Regions from separate parts of the Mus musculus genome. Here region 2 is linked to region 1. A link is a loop called in an ENCODE intact Hi-C map of the cell type or tissue named here. Cell type or tissue: gastrocnemius. All regions are shown on one strand.

The links. A loop is a pair of places that touch in the nucleus more often than their neighbours do. Peaks named below come from ENCODE experiments on the same cell type or tissue, not always from the same donor. Only the 100,000 strongest peaks of a DNase experiment are listed, where the experiment ranks them.
Region 2: a loop joins it to region 1, with 10 times the contacts of the local background. A loop is called at or near these places in 8 of 42 quality-filtered maps.

What each region holds. Positions count from the first base shown.
Region 1 is chr8:83,258,141-83,262,140 of GRCm38, reverse strand. Tbc1d9 (TBC1 domain family, member 9) reads right to left here. Exons shown (of 21, transcript NM_001111304.1): 14 at 3,048-3,146; 15 at 2,769-2,837; 16 at 982-1,222. Among named protein-coding and RNA genes, the nearest start is that of Ucp1, 30 kb to the left of the region's middle. In gastrocnemius, no CTCF peak of the experiment used is centred here; a DNase peak (open chromatin) is centred at 1,506.
Region 2 is chr8:83,404,720-83,408,719 of GRCm38, reverse strand. It overlaps Clgn (calmegin), which reads right to left. Exons shown (of 15, transcript NM_009904.4): 6 at 485-566. Among named protein-coding and RNA genes, the nearest start is that of Clgn, 17 kb to the right of the region's middle. In gastrocnemius, a CTCF peak has its summit at 1,692; no DNase peak of the experiment used is centred here.

The DNA.
Region 1 (4,000 bases):
ATATCCCACTTATAGACAGTCCTTTAGCCAGGAAACAGACAGCAAAGACTTCCATTTATGCTATGGTTTTCCAGTCTTTAATTAAAATAGATTTGATGTTACTTAGAAATATTATGAAACCATATATTACAAAGGCTTACCTATATGTGATTATTCTATATAGGGTATCTCTTAATTTTTATATTGTTTTGTAAAACAATCCAATCCACCATCTAGCTATTCCTTTTTCCCTGGGAAACCTGTCAGGGTTGACAGGATATGTTAGCATTTTACTGCCATATGCATTCTCTATTCATGTATTTTTTTTAAAAAGCCTACATATTAGTTATTTATGTCTATGGTGTGTGTGTGCATGTGTGTGTGTGTGTGTGTGTGTGTGTGTGTGTGTGTGTGTGTGTGTGTGTGTGTGTATTTGCCACAGTCCTGTGTGAAGGAGGTCAGAGAACACTCTGTGAGAGTTGGCCCTCCCTCTCCACCAGGAAGGTACGGGAACTCAGATCAGACTTGGAAGCAGGCACCTTCACCAGATGAATCTTCTTACAAGCGCCCTGATAACATGTTCTGAACTCATATCAACATCTGTCTCATGGTCGGGCGTGGTGGCGCACGCCTTTAATCCCAGCACTCGGGAGACAGAGGCAGGTGGATTTCTGAGTTCGAGGCCAGCCTGGTCTACAAAGTGAGTTCCAGGACAGCCAGGGCTACACAGAGAAACCCTATCTCAAAACAAACAAACAAACAAACTAACTAACTAAACAACCCACAAAAAAAAACCCCATCTGTCTCATGTGTCAAGTGGGCTGTAGATTACCCATTAATACAGCTATTAACCAGACACAATCTTACAACTAGCATGCAAACCTTGTATGCATTCTTCCTTCCTCTAGACTCAGTGTGGGGACCCTGAGTGCTATCGAGGGGAACCCCAGGTGACACCCCCATTGTCCCCACCCAGCTCATACAAGAATATCGCATCCTTACTCAGCCCAGAGACGAACTCTCGGAAGTTAATCAAGGAGTCTCCATTCTCATCTAACAGCTGGAACAGGCGGGAGGCCAGCACATCGGAGTGTGTGCCACACGCCCAGGGAAAGAGCAGCACGAACATGCCCTTGAACTGCTCAAAGTCGATGCGGTACTGCTCCAGGTAAGGCAGGCTGGGGTCGTGTCGGTCCAGGGCATTGCTGCTCCCACCCCAGTAGCAGCTGGTCAGATGCTCAGCCTGAAAAATGTTGCAAAGTGGTTACTGTCACTCATACAGCCCCAGACCACTGCTGTTACCCTAGGCACAGTGTCCAATCTGCCTGTGTGTGGGCCTCCTACTATACACAGGAGCACCTAGCTTGTGAAACTGTAAGTCTAGAAGATACCATGGTGAGAACGAAGAGCTAGGCTCAGCAGTGGTTTCCTGATGCGGTGGATAGAAATCAGTGTTTCATCAGAAGAGTGCAGGAGCTTGACTTGTGTATCGAGTCAATACACATCTGGCCTCCCTACCAGGGGAGAGAGGAAAAATGACACTGGCGCCCTCTAGTGGTGAAGATGTAGGAGGGCGCATTAGGGAGACCCTTCAGGTCTATGCTCAGTTCCTGTAAGAGCTGTCTACAGGATGTCCATGCTTTCTTCTATGTTTGTTCCTAGATCATCTTTTCACCTGCTCAAAAGAACCACACTGAGATCTGCTGGTGGCTTTTGTTTCTGAGTCATGGTGTCACTCAATCCAGGCTGGCATCACCCTTGAACTGATGTTCCTGCCTCCAACTCCCAAGTACTGTGTTAACTGCCACACTCCAACCCGTGACATTGACCAGAGAAGACAAAAAACTTCTGTAGAAGAATCACATTTAAAACTTATTAGGTTATATTTTTCTTATTAAGGATCCTTATTGATCCTTATTAAGGATCAATACCAATAGTGGCTCAACGAACAAATGGAAACCACAGGAATTTAAGCTCATGATGCCCTTCGCTAGGCGTGTAGACAGTTTTTGTTAGGGTTTGGCTATGAGCCATCCCCACAACAATGCTATATGCTGTTAACTTGGTCCCTGAAGGATGGATCCCATCACTGAGATGTGACTGAGTCACAATTGCCTGGTCTTCCTTCATGAGTGGATTAATCATTTGCTGGCTTTATCGGGGCATGACGGAAACTTCTGGATGTGGAGCCTGGTTGGAGGAAGTGGGTCATATTCTAGAGGACTCTCTCTTGTCTTGGACCTCTCTTAGTGTTTTTCTGTTCCTTGGCTGCCATGCTGTGAAGATTTTCTCCTCCTTTTCCGTGATGTTCTGCATCACCACAGCACTAACAGAACTGGCCACCACCGCCAGGGGACTTGGGAAACAGTGAACTCTAACCACGTCTCCTACATACCATGCTGCTGCTTCTAGCTATACATTTTTTAAAGGGTGATTAGGAGCTTAGTAGGTATAGAAATTTCAGGCAGAATTTGAACTTTGATCACCACTGGTCTATGGAGTTTTAGAACTCAAGATCCCATGTCCTAAGGTCCAAGAAAACTAACTGTACCAGATGGTGAGGAAGAGAGCTAAAATGTCCACTTAAATTAATGCTGAGAGCCAATTTACTCTTCCTACTTAGCAGGACAGCTTTGTTCTCCCGGCTCTGTCTTCCTTCTCATGTATATTGGCGACCCAGGGAAGCCCCAAATCACCGAACAGAAAGATCAAGGACTCACTGAGCGATTACGGCTTCTTTTCATCATATTAAGTTCTTTTCATCCCTCTGAATTTACTTTGAAACTCACCTTGAAAAGAGCGTACAGTTCTTCCAGCTCATCGATGGTGAAGGACGTCTCCGTCACAATGGTCCGTACCTGTAAGGGAGCGCGCAGACTCAAAACATGGCACACCAAGAAAGCCTCTAGGTTCTTTCTCAAATTCTGCCAAGCTGGAGCGGGGGTTGGGGGGGTGGGGGGGGCGGCAGCAGGAGGGTGAGCTGGGAGGGGCAAAGTGAGGTATTCCCCGCCCCTGCCCCGCCCCCGTCCCACCGCCCATCCCTCCCCGCTGCCCTTCACGGGGCTTACCACATTGCGTTTGGTGGTGTCCTCCAGGGTCTGGATCACTTTCAGCCTCTGCTTGAATCGCATCTGCTCAATCAAATCGGCCCGGATAGTTCCAAATTTCTAGAAAGGAGGAATTTTGGTGTTTCTGAAAAAAATGTGCTCAAGCACGCAGGGTCACATGCACAGACTGGTGGAAACACCTGCGGTACAGGACGAACGACTCTGTGACAGTGATGAGAAAGCCATTTAGGGACTGTAAATCAATAATGTAGAGATTGTCCTATACCCAGTGACAGAACTAAATTTCAAAGTCACACGTGTCTTCTTCGAGTGAAAGCCCCTCAAGAAGAAAGCTTGGATCTGAGGCTTGTGGTTAATCACTTACGGGCATGGGGAGCTCTAAGGCTCAGAGAGGAGGAGGTAGGGAGGAACACTTGCCGATCTCCATGCTCCTTTATCCACACGGGCATTGTGTGAGCTGGCTATCTCTCCAAACTCTAACACCTAGCACTGCCTGATGTCTTCCTAACTCAGACAAGAAACCAAATCTTAATATTTATTTCTCCTAAACAGCCCAATTCAGGAGTTGGTAGGAATTGCCACTCCCTAATGACGAGAAGATTCACTCCCACTAAGTCTGCCAAGTTATCGTTTCCTTCTAGCTAAGTCAGTTAAGTCAGTTAGGAGAGAAAAGTTCCCAGGGTGGGGACATCTTCTGATCTGAACAGCAGCTCAGGGAGAGACTGCTCTACAGTGACCACCAGCAAAGGGCTTGCCAGTCAGGGTTGGGGACCCGAGTTCTAATCCCCAGAAGCCATACCAAATCCCTGCCACCCAAAAACCAATAATACCATTACTGGGAAGATGGGAGACTGGGATTTATGGGGCTTTCTGGAATGGCAGCCAAATTGTGCGGCTCTGTGTTTAGTAAAGAAGAACCTGTCTCACAAAAGGCAGGGAACAATTGATGAAAA
Region 2 (4,000 bases), 150 kb before region 1:
GCCATCTCAACCAGAACCCGGACCCTTACTTCTGTTCTAGTCAGACCCCTGGCGGAGCTCCCGCTGTGGAATGCTGTAAGGAATGTCCCCAAACTATCAGAGCTCCAAAGCTACTTTGGTCTTTTCTGGGTGTTGGCAACCCAGAAGAGGCAGCTTTTAATGTGGGCTCTGTGCTGTCATTTGACTTCTCCAAACAAACTCATGAGGAACACCAGGTCGCTGCTTCATAAGCATCTCTAAGCACCTGCCACTTCTACCCACAGGTAGAGCACAGTTATTTATGCCACTAAAGGGCACAGAATCGATGTCTTCATCGCTCAATGCAACTGCATATGAATCTTGACAGTGAACTGTAAAGGCCATGTAAACTCATGTTGAAACAAACAAAAAAAGACATTGAAAATAAATTTTCAGTTGTTGTCAACCAGTCCTTAATATACTTACTGACTTTAACAAGGTGTTCTTAGATATTAAAATGTCATACCAGAATCAAATCACCAGTGTCTGCTAGCAGTTTAATGTATGCACCTCCACAATCAATACCATCTTGAAAATTTACTTCATATCTAAATGGAGGGAAAAAGAACCACACTGCTGATAAGTAAACGTTACTCATTGCTTGTTAAAGTATAATGAATTACTCTCACCCTCCTTAAGCAGAATTACTTTACATTACCACCAAGCCCACTCACATGAAGAATATCGTGAGCAGAAATCTACAGCTCCGTTATGATGTTAAAATATTTAGAAATAATTACAACCAACTGGAGAAAAACCAACCATCTCATTTCATTTACATAATTTCTCAGCAAAAGTATTAACATGGGGATAAAGAGATTTTTAACTAAAATTTCAACAGGAAATCTCAAAATATGATGTGGTAAGTTCTCCCTACAGCCTCCTTAGCAGGGTGTCAAACCCAGGGCCTCATACAAGCTCGGCAAACACTCTACTACTGAGCCAATCCCTGGCCTCCATGTTCTGTATAAACAAACGTAGCTCCATCAGGATTCTCAGGGCCTAGTGATAACTCTGGAGATTCAGAACTCAACACTAATTTTTTTTTAACTCAACTCCACCTCAACTGTGCTCAATACTTTTAGTTTATTGAATTTCTCTAGCAAAGAGGTTTCAGATTTTCACTCAATAATTAGGTTTTCACACCAAAATGACCATGAGAAAGGGAAACCTCCACTGTCTAGTGTGTCAGCTATAAGTCTCTCGTAGATTTACAACATATGACACGTCTCCAGCAACTTTGTTCTGTTTTAGGTTGTCTTAAAAAGATTAACATTGCTAAGAGGACAAAGCAGAAGCTTAGGCGTCTGATGAATAAATGAGTCCCATAGGGAAACCCATAAAGTCGTTGCTAACTTGAAAAACGGAAAAAAGATGGTTTTGTTAAGTAACAAGAATAACAAAAATATAAAGTAAAGAAACCAGACACTATGCTGCTTAATTAACGAATGGCATACTTCTAAACGTTTCCCAAGCAACTTCAGGGACAAGATGAAAAATAGTAGCATATACAGCCTGCCAGCTTGATCCCAATTAGTATACACACTTGTATGGGGGGGGCGCGAGGGGAGGGGACAGGGAAGGGGGGTTAAGTATATAACTTTCAAGCTTGTGGGAGATCCCACCCGTGCTGTGCTGTATTTCCCAAGCTGTCCATACGAGGGTGCTCTAAGCACAATCCCTCAAGCAGCAAGACCCCCCTGCCCACTGACATCCTGTGTGAGGGGCCTTCTATTTGCCCACCTACATACGATGTGGGGCTTGGCCCTCACTTAAAGAACTTACGGCTTGAGTGATACAGAAATAAAGGTTGAAAAAATGTCACATTCTGTTATGGAAATTAGAAAACAAACAAACAAACAAATAAACAAACCTGTTTGTTTCCCCTAAAGCATTAAGTTTTACCTAAAACACAACTTGACAGTTTCTTCTTGGGGCTCATATCTTTGAGGAACAAAACACAAGAAATGATGCCTGGTGTGATTCAAAGGTTGTCATTTCAGGAATTTAAATATGGAAGGAGATTGCAAGGATCATCCAGTAAGTGTACATGCTAGAAGGAAGAACTCACCAACGGATCTATAGACAGACAGGGGCTCTGCTGTCCCGCCAGGCCAAGGCTCACTCATTTTGTTTCTCTCTCTCTCTCTCTCTCTCTCTCTCTCCCTCTCTCTCTCTCTCTCTCTCTCTCTCTCTCTCTCTCTCTCTCTCTCTCTCTCTTCCTCACTTTTTCTTTCTCTCTCTCTCTCTCCCCCTCACTTTTCCTTTCCTTTCCTTTTCTCTCTTTCCTTTCCTTTCCTTTCCTTTCCTTTCCTTTCCTTTCCTTTCCTTTCCTTTCCTTTCCTTTCCTTTCCTTTCCTTTCCTTTCCTTTCCTTTCCTTTCCTTTGCTGCTGCTTCTCCTCCTCCTCCTCCTCCTCCTCCTCCTCCTCCTCCTCCTCCTCCTCCTCCTCCTCCTCCTCTTCCTCCTCCTCCTTCTTCTTCTTTTGAGACAGGGTTTCTCTGTGTAGCCCTGGCTGTCCCGGAACTCAGTGTGTAGACCAGGCTGGCCTTGAACTCAGAAATCTGCCTGTCTCTGCCTCCTGAGTGCTGAGATTAAAGGCATGCGCCACCACTGCCCAGCTACTTTGATCATTTCTTATCCTGCAAACTTTCTGCTTCTGAACTTCAACCTTGCAGGGTCTGTCTGCAAAGGCTGTGAGCCCAGATCCTTCAGAGCCTGAGACAAGAGGATCCTGAAGTCACATAGAGCCCTGAAACTTGGCGAGACCTTGTCTCAAAATAAAAAGTGCAAATAGCTGGGGACCAGAGGCAGAGCACTTGCTCAGCACACAGCAAGTTCTGGTTTCAATCGCCAGCGCCATTAGAAACAAACCACAAACCCATAGGCATTAACTTGTGTATGAACCATACACGGTGGACTGGGGGGTCAGCAAAACGTCTCTCATCACATAAGGAGGCTGCTGATAACCACGGCACCTCTGAAAACCGAGGGCACACACAGCGCTGTGTTAATCCTGATTTCTCAGGAGTGTTGTTTACCAAACCTTTCTATGAAACAGTTGACAGAAGAAAACCAACTTACACGGTCAAGCAAGCCTGAGGGAAGAAAAGCTACAAATGGTTTTTACGTCCTGTTTTTACTTCCTCAGACCTTGCATGGGCTCGTAAGTTTTCTTCTTAAGCTAAACCATCTCTAATTTTCAAATCCTGTCTGATCACGTAGCAAACACAGGCAGGACGCTCCTTTGGGGACCCATGCTCTGGGGATACCTGCCTGTGTATCCCAATCTGAAACACTTCAAATCCAAAACACTCTGAGGATCACGAGGACAATCAAACTATTTCAAATTTCAGAGCAATAGCTAACTCAGGTGCTTTGAAAAGCTCAGTTTTTCTCTTTCAGACCCAACAACAGCATGCCTATGCCCCCAAACAAACAGCAAAAAACCAAATCAAAGCCCAAACCTACAATCGCTATGGAGGGAGAGCATGAATACTAAGGATACAACAGAGATGCACAATGGAGACCTGGGACCGCCTTGTTAAGAAGGATCAAGCACACAGCACCTAGCATCCCCTCTCTCCAGCCAAGACCAGCTTTGACTCCAAAGAGGCTTCACAAAGTGGATAATGGGCCAGTAGGAGACTCTGACAATGCCAACTGATGCTATGGGTGATGGCCTCTTTGCTCCAGAAGAAGCCCACACAAACATGGCTCAGCTTAGGAAACCCATACCACCGAATTACCCTACAGCCTGCCCAGCTCATACAGTGCCCGACACCACCCAGGTTTCTGATGAAAACCTCCATTCGAGAACCTGCCCAGCTGTGGTCCCACAAAGCAGGTGAGCCAACCTACCCATCTGCCCTCATCCTGAAAAGCACCAGGAAGCCTGCCCTGCACAGACTGGCTCGCCCAGGCTCCAAACAAGGAGCCAAGGCAACTCAATCCTCAGTTCCTAAAAACATCTGGAAGCATCT